Linked DNA regions of Homo sapiens: region 2 is linked to region 1. The links are chromatin loops, found by intact Hi-C in ENCODE. Cell type or tissue: GM12878. All regions are shown on one strand. Links, peaks and the distances in the headings refer to the core of each region. The heading gives the core; the rest is flanking DNA. Region 1 has its middle 63 kb from the start of LINC02426. Region 2 holds the start of LINC02426 (long intergenic non-protein coding RNA 2426).

Region 1 (8,626 bases), core at 2,074-7,073:
TGCTAGAGAATGAGAGAAAAATTCCTCCATAAAATTTGGAAGATGTTCATATCTTGATCCTTAAGTCCAGGAAGTCTGGGGCATGCCAGAATACTCTCTAAAGTAAAAGGCAAATTTCTGTGTCATATGCCACTCAACCATGAACAAAGAAGAACAACCCCTGTTGAGCCTCTTTGGATTTTGGCAATAATACAGGCCACATGTCAGTGTGCTGCCCTGACCTGTTCGCTAAGTAATGCATAATAAACTTTGAGTGGGTTTTAGCAGGAGAGGTCTCTGTGGGAAAGGTGTATGCTGTAGTGCCCACTATCCTTTCCTTGGGCTTTGTGACCCAAAAGATCCAATAATAATTGAACCTCTGAGGCACATATTGCCTCATTAATACAATTTTTATATCTTGCATTTGTGTAACTGTGTGAGTTAAATTAAACACAAGATGGCATAAACAATGAAAATGTTGATCAAGTGCAGAATAAAAAGCACAAGAAAATGGAACCCTTATACACTGTTGGTGGGAATGTAAAATGGTCCAAGCACTATGAAAAACAGTGTGGAAATATGTATCTGAAAGAAAAAGAAAAAATCAAGATCTTAAAGAAATATGTGTGTTCCCATATTCATTATGGCATTATTCATAGTAACAAAATATGAGAACAACCCAAATATTTACAGATAAATCAATAAGGAAAATGTGGTATGTGTGTGTGTGTGTGTGTATACATATATATATATATATATATATGTATACACACACACACACACATTTGCAATATGAGTGAAACTGGAGGACATTATTTTAGGTTAAATAAGATAGAGAAGGACAAATTGTTCATGATTTAGATACACTTATAGGAGTATAGCCATTATACTTATAGGAGTATGACCATTTTAGATACCTCCTATAAGTGTATTTAATACACTTATACCTCTTAGATACACTTATAGGAGTTATCTAAAATGTTCAAACTTAGAAGCAAAGGATAGACTGGTGTTTGCCAATATATTAGTTCATTCTCACACTGCTATAAAAATACTACCTGAGATTGGGTAATTTATAAAGAAAGGAGGTTTAATTGACTCACAGTTCTGCATGGCTGGGAGGCTTCAAGAAACTTACAATCATGGTGGAAGGCAAAAGGAAAGCAGGCATCTTCCACACAAGGTGGCAGTAGAGAGAGAGTCTTCAGGGGAAACTTCCACTTTTAAAACCATCAAATCTCATGAGAATTTTCTTACTATCATGAGAACAGCATGGGGTAAACCACCTCCATGATCCAATTACCTTCCACCAGGTCTCTCCCTCTACATGTGAGAATTACAATTTGAGATGAGATTTGGGTGGGGACACAGAACCAAAGCATATCATTATGCCCCAGCCCCTCTCAAATTTCATGTCCTTTCACATTTCAAAACCAATCATGCCTTCCCAACAGTCCCCTAAATTCTTAACTCATTTCAGCATTACCCCAAAAGTCAAGTCCAAAGTCTTATCTGAGACAAAGCAAGTCCCTTTGGCCTATGAGACTGCAAAATCAAAAACAAGTTAGTTACTTTCAAGATACAATGGGGGTACAAGCATTGGGTAAACATTCCCATTTCAAATGGGAGAAATTGGCCAAAATAAAGGGCCACAGACCCCATGCAAGTCTGAAACCCAGCTGGGAAGTCTTTAAATCCTAATGACTCCATGTCTCACATCCAGGCCATGCTGATGCAAGGGGTAGCTTGGGTAGCCACCACTGCTTTCATGGGCAGACACTGAGTGCCTGTGGCTTTTGCAGGTGTATGGTGCAAGCTGTCAGTGGATCTACCATTGTGGTGTTTGGAGGAGGGTGGCTCTCTTCTCACAGCTTCACTAGGGAGTGCCCCAGTGGGGATTCTCTGTAGGGGCTCCAAACCCACAGTTCCCTTCTGCATTGCCCTAGCAGGGGTTCTTCATGAGGGCTCTGCCCCTGCAGCAGACTTCTACCTGGACATCCAGGCATTTCCATACATCCTCTAAAATCTAGCTGGAGGTTCCCAAAGCTCAACTCTTGTCTTCTGCACAACTGCAGTCACAACACCAGGTGGAAGCCATCAATGCTTGGGACTTGCACTCTTTGAAGCAATGGCCCAAGCTGTACTTGGGCCCCTTTTAGCACTGGATGGAGCTGGAGTGGCTGGGACACAGGGCACCATGTCCCAAAGCTGCACAGGGCAGTGGGACCCTGGGCCTGGCCCATGAAGCCATTTGTCCTTCATAGGCCTCTGGGCCTGTGATGGAAGGGGCTGCTGTGAAGGTCTTTGTCATATGCTGCAGACATGTTTCCCCATTGTCTTGGCTATTAACATTTGGCTCCTTGTTACTTATCCAAACTTCTGCAGCAAAATTGAATTCCTCCCCAGAAAATGGGTTTTTCTTTTCTACCACATGGTCAGGCTGCAAATTTTTCAAACCTTTATGCTTTGCTAAGTTCCAATTCAAAGCATCTCTTTGTGAACGCATATAATTGGATGCTTTCAGCATAAGTCAGGTTACCTCTTGAATGCTTTGCTGCTTAGAAATTTCTTCCACCAGATACCCTAAATTATCCCTCTCAAGTTCAAAGTTCCACAGATCTCCAGGGCAGGGGCAAAATGCTGCCAGTCTCTTTGCTAAAGCATAGCATGAGTAACCTTTACTCCAGTTCCCAATTAGTTGCTCATCTCCATCAGAGACCATGTCAGCTTGGACTTCATTATCCATATCACTATCAACATTTTGGTCAAAACTGTTCTACAAGTCTCTAGGAAGTTCCAAACTTTCCCACATCTTCCTGTCTTCTTCTGAGCCTTCCAAATTGTTCCAAACTCTGCCTGTTACCCAGTTCTAAAGTTACTTCCACATTTTCAGTTTATCATTATAGCAGTACCCCACTCTGCTAGTACCAATTCTCTTTATTATTCTGTTCTCACACTGCCATAAAGATACTACCCAATACTGGGTAACTTATAAAGAAAAGAGGTTTAATTGACTTACAGTTCCACATGGCTAAGAGGCCTCAGAAAACTAACAATCATGGCGTAATGAGAAGGGGAAGCAGGTACCTTCCTCACAAGGTGGCAAGAGCCACAGAGCTTTCAGGGGAAACTGCAACTTTTAAAACCATCAGATCTCGTGAGAACTCACTCACTATCCCAAGAACAGCATGGGGGAAACCACCCTCATGATCCAATCACCTCCCACCAGACCCCTCTCTCAATACCTGGGGATTAAGATTTGAGATGAGATTTGGGTGGGGACACAGAGACAAACCCTATCAGCCAGGGCCTGATGGGGGAGGGTAAAATAGGGAACTGTTGTGCAATGGTTGTAAAATTTCAGTTATATAAGATGAATAAATTCTGGAGATTTGCTGTATAACATAGTACCTGTAGTTAACAATATTTAAAGTTCAAGGGGGTAGATCTCATATTAAGTATTCTTCTTATCCCTTCAAAAAAAAATCACACAAAAATCAAAACATGCACAAATCCAAACCCATAAAGCAACACAACGTTATTCTTGTAGGCAATGGATATATTTAATATCTTGATTGTGGTGATGGTATCATGGGTGTATGTAGATGTCCAAATTCATGTGCTTTTTTGTGAGTTTTTGTATATGTGTGACTCAATAAACCTGTTGATATGGTTTTTCTCTGTCCCTACCCAAATCGCATCTTGAATTGGAGTTCCCATGTATTAGTCCATTTTCTCACTGCTGAGAAAGACATAATAAAGACTGGGTAATTTATACTGAAAAAGAGGTTCAATGGACTCACACTTTCACATGGCTCGGGAGGCCTCACAATCATGGTGGAAGGCAAAAGGCATATCTTACATGATGGCAGACAAAAGAGAAAATGAGAGCCAAGCAAAAGGGGAAACCCTGTACAAAGTCATCAGATTTCATGAGAGTTATTCACTATCAGGTGAACAGTATGGGGGGAAAACCACCCCCATGATTCAATTATCTCCCGCTGGGTCCCTCCCACAACATATGGGAATTATGGGAGCTAAAATTGAAGATGAGATTTGGGTGGGGACATAACCAAACCATATCATCCCATAATCCCACATGTCTTGGAAGGGACCTGGTGGGAGGTAATTTAATCATGGGGGCAGTTACCCCCATACTGCTGTTCTCATGGTAGTATGATAGTGAGTGAGTTCTCACAAGATCTAATGGTTTTATAATAAGCTTTTTTCTCTTTGCTCAGCACTCTTCTTTCCTGCCATCATGTGAAGAGAGAAGTGTTTTCTTCCCCTTCTGCCGGGATTGTAAGTTTCCTGAGGCTGCTTCAGCCATGCACAACTGTAAGTCAATCAAACCTCTTTCCTTTATAAATTACCCAGTCTTGGGCAATTTTTTATAGTGGCATAAGAATGGATTAATACACCTGTGAAAAGTTTTTTAAAAATTCTAAACTAGAAATGGACTTGCTTTTTAAAAATTAGCCTATCATAAGGCATATGAGACAGATACAGGAAGAAGAAAACTCATAACTTCCAATTACAGTCATGCACTGCATAACAATGTTTTAGTCAATGACGGTGGTCCCATAAGATTTGAAAGAAGCTGAAAAATTTCTATTGCCTAGTGTTATTGTAGCCATAGTAAAATCATCGCATACTTTATTTTTTATGATTTAATGTAGCCTAAGTATACAATGTTTATAAAGTCTACAGTAGTGCACAGTAATGTCCTAGGTTTTCACATTTACTCATCAATCACTCACTGACTCACCCAGAGCAACTTCCAGTCCTACAAGCTCTATTCAAGGCAAATGCTTTATACAGGTGTGTTCTTTTTAATCTTTTATACTGTATTTTCATAGTACATTTTCCATGTTTAGATCCACAAATACTTACCACTGTGTTACAATTGCCTACAGTATTCAGCAAAGTAACCTGCTGTACAGGTTTGTAGCTTAGGAGCAACAGGCTATACTATATAGTCTAAATATGTAGTACACTATACCATCTAGGTTTGTGTAAGCATACTCTAGAGTCTATGGGGTAACCACAATGACAAAATCACCTTACCAAGTATTTCTCAGAACAATCTCTGTCTTTAAGCAACTCATGACTAAAGGTAATTAGTTCATAGGATCACTAAACAAATAGTTGAATATTAACCAGTTTTAAGTTAAAACTTTGTCACTCATTCACAGGTCATTTGAGCAGTACATGCTGGATGTAGGTTGCTGCAAAAGTGATGGTGGTTTCTGCCATCAAGCAAATAAAAATGAAAAAATTTCTAGTGACAGAGATTTCAGATATGGACATTTTTTACACTTTTCTCATGCTACATAACTCTTTTGGTTGTAATTTTTATTGCGAGCTATAAGGTAGTATGGTATACTCTTTAAGAATTTAGTTTCTTAAACTATGTAAATTCAAATGTTAATTGAATGTTAATGTGAAAACCTAACTAACGTTAAGTTTTGTGGCATTTAATAGGTTTCTTGAGTTCTCTGAATCCCTCTAAGTAAATCCAGTATTGGTACTGGATCAGAAGTTGATGTGAGGCTTAATAAGAGAGAGCCTGTTAAGTGCCAGCCATAAAGAAAACCTTCCACAAATATTAAGTATTAATATTCAAGAGATTGCCATGAGGTTTCTCAATTGTAAAATTACAACTCCTTTCCAGCATTAAGATGGTAGATTTCTGGGGTTTTTTTAGACCATATCTATATAAAGTGAAATGGAGATTTATCAGTTATTAATTAACAGGAAAATACCCACTATATAATCAAGGTTTATGAACAAATTGTATTAATAAAAACTGGTTGTATATTAATGACCCAATGAACAAATACTCATTTTTTAACCGTAAGAAGTCAATCTAATTAAACTATCTTTTAATGGTGATTAATTGTGCTGCAGCTCTAGTTATATTGTGCTCAGTTGTGCAAAATTGAGCCTTAGCCCCCCGCTACCTCATCCTTTTTTCCAAATTATATTTTTCATTGCATGTTTTTTTCTCACATTAAGGATTTTGCAATGTAAACAAATAATGTATGCAATTAGCAACTTAATTTAGGTCGAAATGGCATTTTCATCTGTGTTTGTGAAAAGGCACAGCTTTTTTATTTAAAAAAACATCAACCCCATCAACAAGTGGGCGAAGGATATGAACAGACACTTCTCAAAAGAAGACATGTATGCAGCTAACAGACACATGAAAAAATGCTCATCGTCACTGGCCATCAGAGAAATGCAAATCAAAACCACAATGAGATACCATCTCACACCAGTTAGAATGGCAATCATTAAACAGTCAGGAAACAACAGGTGCTGGAGAGGATGTGGAGAAATAAGTACACTTTTACACTGTTGGTGGGACTGTAAACTAGTTCAACCATTGTGGAAGACAGTGTGGCGATTCCTCAGGGATCTAGAATTAGAAATACCATTTGACCCAGCCATCCCATTACTGGGTATATACCCAAAGGATTACAAATCATGCTGCTATAAAAATACATGCACATGTATGTTTATTGCAGCACTATTCACAATAGCAAAGACTTGGAACCAACCCAAATGTCCATCTATGATAGACTGGATTAAGAAAATGTGGCACATATACACCATGGAATACTATGCAGTCATAAAAAATGATGAGTTCATGTCCTTTGCAGGGACATGGATGAAGCTGGAAACCATCATTCTCAGCAAACTATCACAAGGACAAAAAACCAAACACCTCATGTTCTCACTCATAGGTGGGAATTTAACAATGAGAACACTTGGACACAGGAAGGGGAACATCACACACCAGGTCCTGTTGTGGGGTAGGGGGAGGGAGGAGGGATAGCATTAGGAGATATACCTAATGTAAATGACGAGTTAATGGGTGCAGCACACCAACATGGCACATGTATACATATGTAACAAATCTGCACGTTGTGCACATGTACCCTAGAACTTAAAGTATAATAAAAATAATAATAATAATAAAAATCTTAATTCTCTTCTTATCAATACTGTTAGAGTACATATTTGTTGAAGATAATAATGTTAGTGGAAATATGGTTTCACTTTCTCTCCCAATAGAAGAGTGAAAAACAAAACAAAGTAGAAAAAAAAAACTTTTTTGCCTTTTGCAATTACAGATGATCTCACAGCAGAAAATAACTGCGTAATTGTTTTCTGTGTAGAGATCACAGAATTGTAGCATTTGTTTCACTTTACTCTTTGTGTTGAATTGATAGAATATGCTATTTGGGGAAGATTTTGGTTTCAAAGTACATTGTGAAATGTTGCCATCAAAATCAATATCTCTGAAAAAGACGTACATGATGAATGGGATTTTGTACCTTTAATAATAACCTCCACAGTTCTCAACTATTTCTCACTGTGAAGGACAAAGTAGTTATCATAAAATAAACTTACATCAGGCTTTCCATTGTTTTCTTCAAACTGTGGATTGATTTCTCACGTTTGGATTTCACTGACTGCTTGGCCTAAAATTGGCTCATTGATTGTGAAACATCTTTCTGTGCTTCTTCTAGTAATTGTTTGCCAGGGAATGTGACTTAAAGTTAAATGCTAAATAATTTGTGTAGGATCAGAAGACATCAATAATAAACCCAAGAATTAAATGTTTAGTATATAATGAAGTACTGATAATCTTCAAGAAATAAATAACACTCTGAGTAGCAATATCCATTAAAACCCATATATATGGTTATTTCATATATATATATATATTTGAGAGAGTATCTAGCTCTGTTGCCTAGTTGGGAGTGCAATGGGACATCATGGCTCACTGCAGCTGTAACCTCCAAGGCTCAAGCGATTCTCCCACTTCAACCTCCCAAGTAGCTCGAACTACAGGTGCATATCACCATGCCCAGCTAATTTTGTTGATTTCTAGTAGAGACAGACTCTCCCTATGTCGCCTAGGCTGGTCTCGAACTCCTGAGCTCAAGTGATCCTCCTGCCTCGGTGTCCCAAAGTGCTGGGATTCAAACGCTTCTAATTTAAAATGGCCTTACAGCATAGATGTTCATAATTCTAATACTGCTCAAAATTGTTATCTGAACTATGGAAAATATTAATGTGTTTATTAATGATGAAGGAAAACATCACAGACATGCTGTTCTTGGAAAATCAACTTTAACTGAGGCAGCAAGGGAAAAACATGTGACCTCTCCTCTCTAATTCTTCTGTTACTCCTAAATTTAAACCAGAGCCCACAAACTTAAATGGCTGAAAGAATTGTACCATTAACATACATGCATAAAGAGAGATGGGTATCAGTCAATAAGTATATTTTGAATGCCATCCATATTATCTGCTTAATTTCACTGCTGCTTATAACAACCAAACAGGTCACACATCGGTTTAGAGCAGTGTATGAAACTTGGCTTAGACCATATCCTCATTCTGGCTCACTTGTAGCATACGGTGTCTCTGTCTTTCATCTGCTATAACTCCAGTACATCTTACACACCTCTATATTGATCTTCTAAATATTAGGTTGACACTACTTTTAATGACAAAAACCGCAATTACTTTTGCACCAACCTAATACCTAAACTGATTATGTCATTTTTCTGTTTAAAATGTCCTTTGTCTTTCCTTTGTTACTTGAAGCAAACACATCACTTTCCAATAT
Region 2 (8,626 bases), core at 1,352-6,351, 60 kb after region 1:
AAAACTTCCTGAAAGAAAAGCCAAGTACCATATGTTTTCCCTGGTGAAATCTATCAAACATTCAAAGAAAAACTACTATAAATACTTCACAAATTCTTTTAACAAATAGAAGAGCTGGAAACAGTTTCCAACTCATCCTATGAGGGCAATATTACTCTGATACTAAAACTAGAAGAAAAAAACTACAGCCTAGTATCGCTGATGAATATATTTGCAAAAATACTCATCAAAATACTAACAAACCAAATCCAATAACATATTAAAAGGATTATACAACATGAACAAGTAGGATTTATCCTAGGAACACAGGTTGATTTAACATCCAAAATTAATTAATGTAATAAGCCATTTTGACAGAATAAAAGACAAAATATTATACAGTTATTTCGAAAACATTTGATGTACTACAACTACATTTCATGATAAAACACTCATTTTTACCTAGTAAAGACCATCTACAAAAAATCCACAGTTAACCTCATACTTAATAGCGAAAGAATGAATATTTTCACCCTAAGATCAAGAACCAGACACAGATGTTCAACCTCATCACCTTGATTTAACATTGTATTGGAGTTTCCAGCCCAGGCATCTAGGCAAGAAGAGGGAATAAAAGGCATCTAAATTGGAAAGAAGGAGGTAAAACTATCTCTATTTGCAGATCATGTTATTTTATATACAGAAAATTGTAAGGATTACACTAAAAACCTGTGAAGGCTGAAAAATAAAAGATCAATTTCTAAAAATCAATTATTTCTATAGGTTAACAATGAAAATTATGCATTTGAAACTAAGAAAACATTTCCAACCATAATGACATAAAAAAAGAACAAAATATTTAAGTATAACAAAAGGGTGTATAAGATTTGTGCCCTAGAAAATACAGAACATTGCTTAAAGATATTAAAAAAAACCTTAAATAAATGGAAAGACGTCTCATGTTTATGGATTGAAAGATTAATAATGTTAAGATGGCCAATACTTCCTAAATTGGTGGAAATATTCAATGTAATCCCTGTCAAAATTCTTGCTGGCTTTTTAGAAGAAATTGACAAATTGAAGTTAAAATTCATGAGGAAATGCAAGAGACCCAGAATAGTCAAACGATCTTGGCTCATACTTCCTGATTTCAACCCTTACTGCAAAGCTACAGTAATCAAGACAGTGTGGTACTGGCATAATTACAAACATATGGTCAATTTATTTTTGACAAATGTACCAAGAAAATTAAATAGTGAAAAAATAGTCATTTCAACAAACACTGCTGGGGAAACTGAATGACCACATTCAAAGGAATAAAGTTGGAACCTTACCTCAAATCATATGCAAAACAAAAAACAAATAAACACAAAGAAACAAACAAACAAAAACATAAAAACTCAGAATGGATCATAGACTTAAATATAAGGGATTAAGCTATAAATTCCTGGGAAAAAATTTAGGAGTAAATCCTAATGATCATTGGTTAGGAAACTTTCTTAGATACTACACTGAAAACATAAGCAGGAAAAAAAACAAAATAAACCATATTATTTTAAAACTTTTGTGCTTCAAATTATATCCTCAAGGGAAAAAAAACCACAGAATGAGAGAACATATGTCTGATAAATAACTTGTATCCAGATATTTAAATGAATTTTACCATTCAATAAAGAAGACAGTAACTCAATGTTAAAATGGTCATAGGATTTGAATAGGTATTTTCTCTGAGAAGATATACATGTGACCAATAAGCATATGAAAAGTTGTTCTACATCATTAGTGAAAATCAAATCAAAACCACAATAAGATGCTATTAACCCTTACTGGATGGCTATAATAAAAAAGATGACAACAGCAACTTTAGCAAAGATATGGAGAAATTGGAACACTTACATGCTGCTGGTGGGAATGTAAGATGGTGCAATCACTATGAAAAACAGTCTGGCAGTTTCTCAAAAGTTAAACATAGTGTTATCATATGACCCACAATTCCATTCCAATGTATATATGCAAATGAAATGAAAATATATATCCATACAAAACCTTGTTTATGATTATTCATAACAATACTATTCATAGTGGCCCAAGAGTGGAAATAACCCAAATGTCTATCAACTGATGAATGTGTGTCAATACAATCTGGCATATCCATACAAGGGAATATTATTTGGCAATAAAAAGAAATGAAGTATTAATTCATGCTATGGCACAATTGCTCTTAAAAACATTATGCTAAGTTAAAGAATCTAATCACAAAAGAACATATTTGTATTAAATGGCCAGAATAATGAAATATATTAGTAAGTTGCTTAGGGTTGGTATAGAATAGGGATTGACTGCTAATGGGAACAAGGTTTTTTTTTTTTTAGGAGGTTGAAATGTTCTAAAATTTAATTGTGCTGATGGCCGCACAGCAGTGAGTAGACTGAAAAATATTAGATGGTATACTCTAAATGAATAAGTTGTATGGCACGTGAATTATTTTCAGTAAAGCTGTTTGAAAACAAAAACAACAAAAACAAATGATTCACAATATCTGGGACTTTCAAAAGCTGAGGAGCATATGGCAAAAGCTGGTACAAATTAGGCTTCTGGGGTCACAAGTTACAGAAAAAGAAAAAAAAAAAAAACAGAACAAGTTTACCTTAGAAATATGCTGAAGGTGATTCTCCAGTTCAAATAAATGAGAGGACTAGGGGAATTCTTTCCTGTGCCACAGATTTCAAAAATTTCTAAGCTTACCCTTATTAAATGACTGAATTAAAGCATAGGACTAAAATGCTTGCTCACAAGGAAGTGTGAAAGCACAGAGCTCAAAAAATAAATGGAATTAAGAGGGATTAAATTAAATTTAGAGGTGAGATAGGGAGGGAGTAAAACAGCATATGGTGACTGGAGCTGCTACCAGTGTAAATTTCTAGACTTTGCAAGAAGGCAGCAGTAGCTCAAATGGCAGCATGAAAAGACAGTTTGAGTAGGTGGCTTCCCCCTAAAATGATAGGTGCTTATGGAAAAATATTAACCCCTTAATGAGAACTTTCACTCAATTGTGTTTCACACAAGTGTTTAACTGTGCACTGCAACTGACTGCCTGACAGCTCACTATGACTAAAATAAAGATTTTCCCCATTTCCTCTTCCTTCAGATGCTATTGAGTTTCTGCTATGGTCTATGGCAGAGGTTAACTCTGGCTGGACATTAAAATACCCTGGGCCAAGATGTCCCTAAATAGGTGAATGGATAAATAAACTGTGGTTCATCCAGACACTGGAATATTATTCAGTAATAAGAAGAAATGGGCCGGGCACGATGGCTCACGCCTGTAATCCCAGCACTTTGGGAGGCCGAGGTGGGCGGATCACAAGGTCAGGAGATCGAGACCATCCTGGCTAACATTGTGAAACCCCATCTCTACTAAAAATACAAAAAATTAGCCGGGCATGGTGGCGGGCACCTGTAGTCCCAGCTACTCGGGAGGCTGAGGCAGGAGAATGGCGTGAACCCGGGAGGCGGAGCTTGCAGTGAGCCGAGATCGCGCCATTGCACTCCAGCCTGGGCAACAGAGCGAGACTCCGTCTCAAAAAAAAAAAAAAAAAGAAGAAATGAGCTTTCAAGCCATGAAAAGACATGAAGACACCTGAGATACATACTGCTAAGTGAAAGAAGCCAACCTGAAAAGGCTACATACAGAATGATTTCAACTAGGTAATTCATCTGGAAAAGGCAAAACTGTGAAGACAGAACAAAAGAAAACGTCAGTAGTTGCCAGCCAGGGGTTCCAGTGGAGGGAAAAAAGAATGAATTGTTGGAGCATAGGGGAATTTAAGGCCAGTGAAACTATTTTGTATCGTAAGTAATGGTGGATATATGTCATATATTTGTTAAGCCCCATGGAATGTACAACACAGAGTGAATGTGTCACCTATAGACTTTAGTTAATAATTATTCATCAAAATTGTGTCATCAATGTAGCAAAGTTACCACACTGGTGCAATATGGGAACTCCCTGTACTTTCCACTCAACTGCCTGTAAACTTAGAACTGCCTTTTTTAAGGCTACTAAAAAATAATTAAAAAAACCTTGAGAGATTTAAAAATTACATCTTTACAAATTCCTCATTCAAAGATGCTGATTTAACTGTTATTGGGTAAGATACTAGTATTTTTTAAGAGTATATAAGACAATTATAGTACACATTTAGGAATGAGAACTACTGGTTAATGACAATACTAAGTATGTTATTGTAACAAAATTTTATGAAGAAATGTCTAGGTATTGGGGTTTGGCTGGTTATCTGAATTAGTCAGAAATGGTCCAGGGCTATGAAACTATGATATATTTTATTAATTATTTGATTTTTTATGGCATGAATTTTTTTTTTTTTTTATGAGATGGAGTCTCACTCTGTCACCCAGGCTGGAGTGCAGTGGCATAATCTCAGCTCACTGCAACCTCTGCCTCCCAGGTTCAAATGATTTTCTTGCCTCAGTCTTCTGACTAGCTGGGATTACAGGCGCACGCCCCCATGCGCAGCTAATTTTCTAATTTTTAGTAGAGACAAGATTTCCCCATGTTGGCCAGGCTAGTCTTGAACTCCTAATCTCAGGTGATCCATCTGCCTCAGCCTCCCAAAGCGCTGGGATTACAGGCATGAGCCTCTGTACCCCGCCAGAAATCTTTGATTTCTTTTTTTAATGAGATACATGAGAGACTGTGGCTAAATTCAACTTTATTAGTGCTATGGCATTCATAGCTTTTATAACAGGTGAAACATACTATAGCTTCAAGTATCAAGACTTCTTGCAGAGATGAAATGGAATAAGAAATTGAGAAGAACTTTAAATTCTTTAGGCTTCAAATTATTTTACTTAAATAAAATATTTATATCTTAAATGTAAAATTTCTTTGAACATTTTTAAATCTTTCCATGAAATTCATAATGGAAGGGGATTAATATCAAATATGGAGTATATTTTTGCTGTTATTTTATCATTGGTATATCATAAAGTTATTTAATCTTATTGCAGAAAACTTGATGAGATATAATGAAATACAGGTTGACATAATTTTAGCTGGGAAATAGTAAAGGGTATATAATTTGGACTGAGAAAACCTTAGAGTTAGTTGTTTTTTTTTTTTTTTTTTTTTGATGGGCTGTGAAGCTTTTTGTGGGATATTCCTTATGAGTTAGAGGATCACAGATAATCCAGGGAGAAGTCATTGGTATTTTGATTGGAGCCTCTTGGGTTTGGAAGCAAACTAGTCCTGACAAAAATGCTAACATCTTACCTGAGAGGGACAATCATAACCCAAGATGACCTTACATAAGTTGTTCAAATCCAATAGGTAAGAGTGCAAAAGGCTTGAAAGATTGGTGATGGCTACTTCTTTCTCTAGTAAGTCTTCCCGAGAGAGGATATTCTCATGACAGCCTGCACAATGGAAACACTTGGGAAGTTTTCCAAAGTCCTGATGTCCAGGTGACAAGTAGAGTAGTTACATAAGAATATCTTGGAGGAGACCTAGTGTCAAAAAGAGAGGCAACACTTATTATTTGATGATTTGGAAGAACACACTGCATATGTATAGATCACCTATTTCTTTCTTCTCTCACTTTGAAATTGGCCTGACTGCAGAGAGATGCATTATCTTTGCCTTTATACTGTGATTTTTACTGGGCTTGTGATGGGGTAGGTAAATCTGACAAATCTGGGGTGAATTATTAGCAGTATGCCCTTCTCCAACTTAGCTTTTATCTCCAATTAAAGCTGACAGCTTGATCTCTGTCATACTTCCAAATATATCTCTCAATTTGTTCCAAAATAAGGACCTAATTTACTAGCCCATTATGTCTGTGAAGCACTTATGAACCAGAGAAATTTCAAGGAACCCAGTTGCTGGAAATACATCTGGTGTCTAATAAGGTTCTATTCTCCTGTTCTCTCTCAGTCTTTCTCTGGGGCTGGAGGCTGCATGTTCAGCTTTATTCTCTTTTTCTCCAGATACGTCTGTCTTTAAGTCCCTTGATGACTCATGGTGAATCTAGGTTTCTATGACACTAGTTCTAACAGCAGTTGAACAATACCTTATAATTCCAAGAACCAATGCCAGCAAGTCGTGTCCCTGAATCTCAAAATATAAATTTCCAAGAGAGAAAATAAGATTATCTTATCTTGAAATATATGCTCATTTCTCTTCTCATCAACTGTGCTAGCTGGAAAGTCACAAGTTGCACAGAAGGCTGCCCACTCCTTCATCAGTCTGGGTCTGAGGATGCTTCCCAGAAAGGTGTTGGCTGGAAGGGTATCCCACAATATAGCTACTGAATCACCAGCTCTGTTCTGTTTTTATATTTATTCCAAGTCTCCTATGTAACTTTCAAAAAGTTCTTGAAAACTTTTATCCCTTAATTGTAAAAACTACCAAAACTGCCATTGTGAGAATGAGACAATTAGATGCACAATTTAGAGAACTTTAGAAAAAGTTGAATTTATGATATTTTTAGGTAGTTCAAATGTATTTCTCAAACTGCAGGTTAAATAAGAGTTATTGTTTAAACTTCAGAAGTTGTTACTATTAGTTAAGGATAAAATGATTATTGGAGATTATCTTACCTGGGGAAAGAGAATGATCACAATCACTTTACTTCTAATGTTTCTTTTTTAGGCTTTAATTATACCTCTACAACATTTTTAAAAAGAACTTCTTCAAAGTGTTTAAACCCTATTATTGAATGTTTAATTTTACTTAAAAATAGTCTCAACTGAATTTTACCTCACTAGTGAACTATCTAAAAATTGATTTTTGCTTTTCAAGAAAAGTGTTGAAATGTAGCTTGTTAAGGAAATACTGTTTCATTTTTAAAAATATGTTCTCTTGTACTTTCGTTGTTTAGATTCCTTTCATTTAGTTTTACTTTAATGTTGTAGGATTTGAAATTTCCTAGGGAGATGAAAGCGTCCATTTTGATTTTCCCTGCTATTAACCAATTATTCATTGGAGGCAGCACTATTTTTAAATTGCAGTAGCATTAGTCAGAGTTTTTAGAAGACCTGTATTTGATTCCATCTTTCTAACTAATGAATTGTATGACCTTGGGCTGGTGACAATATTTCTGAACTTCAGTTTTCTCATCTTTAAAAGAACAGAGTTAGAATATATTTTCTTTAATTCCTCTTCTAGCTCTGATGTATTATTCCATGAATGGCTCCAAAGAGCAGAATTCTTGGCTCATGGTTATTATGGTAAACTATTACAAGTCCATAGAATTACATTCATAGATTTCTATGAAACATCATCAGAGGTTCACTGCTTGTGCCCCAAGAACTTAACAGAGGATCCTAAAAGGTGCCGATATTTCTTGATTTGTTCATGTACATTAGCATTTTCTCCTGATCCAAATGGGCAATCAGTTTTCCTGAGGAATTAAGGTGTCATGATGGCAAGGTAGGGAGTGATGTGGACCAAGAAACAGAGAATATGTGATTTAAAACTTATGTAATAGTAAGGTCTTTTCTGGGGAACCTGAAAAGTTTTACAAAATTTAGGAAATCTTTATGCATGAGGTTCATTCCATGTTTTATTTATTGGTCTTATTATCACTTATACTTGCTCTGTGTAATGGGGATACAACAGAAGAAGGGCCCACGAGACAGGGCTGGACTAAGCTGGTAGAATGTCATTCCCATTGTGTCCTATTGATCAAAGTAAGCCACAAGACCAAGCCTTGTGAGGAAATAGGCTCTGTCTTTTGATGGGAGATTGTGCAAAGTGTTAAAATCATTTTTGAAATCTATCACATCCTCAGTCTCTGATAAAATTGACAAATAATTTTTGCAGAGTTTCCACAAGCATTCAGTAAAACAGAGTGCTTGTTTCAGTACCTGGTATAGAATGTCCACTCAGTAGGTGAAATCTCTTTATCAGCTACATAGTTATTATTAGAATATCATATCTGGGTTTTGGTCATCAGAATTACTAAATCTTGTTACTTCTACTCCTATCTTAAAAAAAATGCATCCTTTCTTTTCTACTTCTGCTACTACTGCCTCAATTGTGACCCTCCTCACTTCTTACCATGATTATTGAAATAAATAGATTCCCAGCTGGTCTCCTTGAGTAATAAACAATTGATTACCTGTCTCTATGGGGGAACCATAAACTCCATGAGGGCAGGGACCCTGACTTTATTGCTTATTGCGCATTTTCCTTTCCTGCACATTTCTTATAGTAAATGCTAATAAATATTTGTTGAATGTATCAATAGATAAAACTGCATGTAAAGAAAATTTTATAACATGCAAATCTTGTTATTCTACTTCTTTACATTCTGCCAGTGACTCCCCATAGTGCCCAAGATGAAATTTAAGCTTCTCAGCTTAACCTACAAGGCTGTCAATGATCGGACACCTTCCTTGTTAACTTCCTCTCTCACTCTTCGTATACATGTAGCCTGTATTCCAGTAGTTGCCTGAAACTATCATTCAGAAATGGTATCCTCTTCCCAAGAATGGCCTGAGCTCCCTTCTTCATGTGGCTTAACTCCTATATGTTTTAGGACTTTGGCAAAAAATTTCCTCCTCTGCAACACTCACTTTGATTTTTCTGAATTTGGCCAGACGTTACTCCTCTTGTCTCTTAGCA

What was found. Hi-C counts contacts between places; a loop is a spot of excess contacts. Peaks named below come from ENCODE experiments on the same cell type or tissue, not always from the same donor. Only the 100,000 strongest peaks of a DNase experiment are listed, where the experiment ranks them.
Region 2: a loop joins it to region 1, with 2.5 times the contacts of the local background. A loop is called at or near these places in 1 of 110 quality-filtered maps.

What each region holds. Positions count from the first base shown.
Region 1 is chr12:82,012,277-82,020,902 of GRCh38, reverse strand. No RefSeq gene overlaps it. Among named protein-coding and RNA genes, the nearest start is that of LINC02426, 63 kb to the right of the region's middle. In GM12878, for the core only: no CTCF peak of the experiment used is centred there; a DNase peak (open chromatin) is centred at 5,132.
Region 2 is chr12:81,951,127-81,959,752 of GRCh38, reverse strand. LINC02426 (long intergenic non-protein coding RNA 2426) reads right to left here and starts at 6,034. Exons shown (of 3, transcript NR_110089.1): 1 at 5,598-6,034; 2 at 5,273-5,505. In GM12878, for the core only: no CTCF peak of the experiment used is centred there; a DNase peak (open chromatin) is centred at 3,809.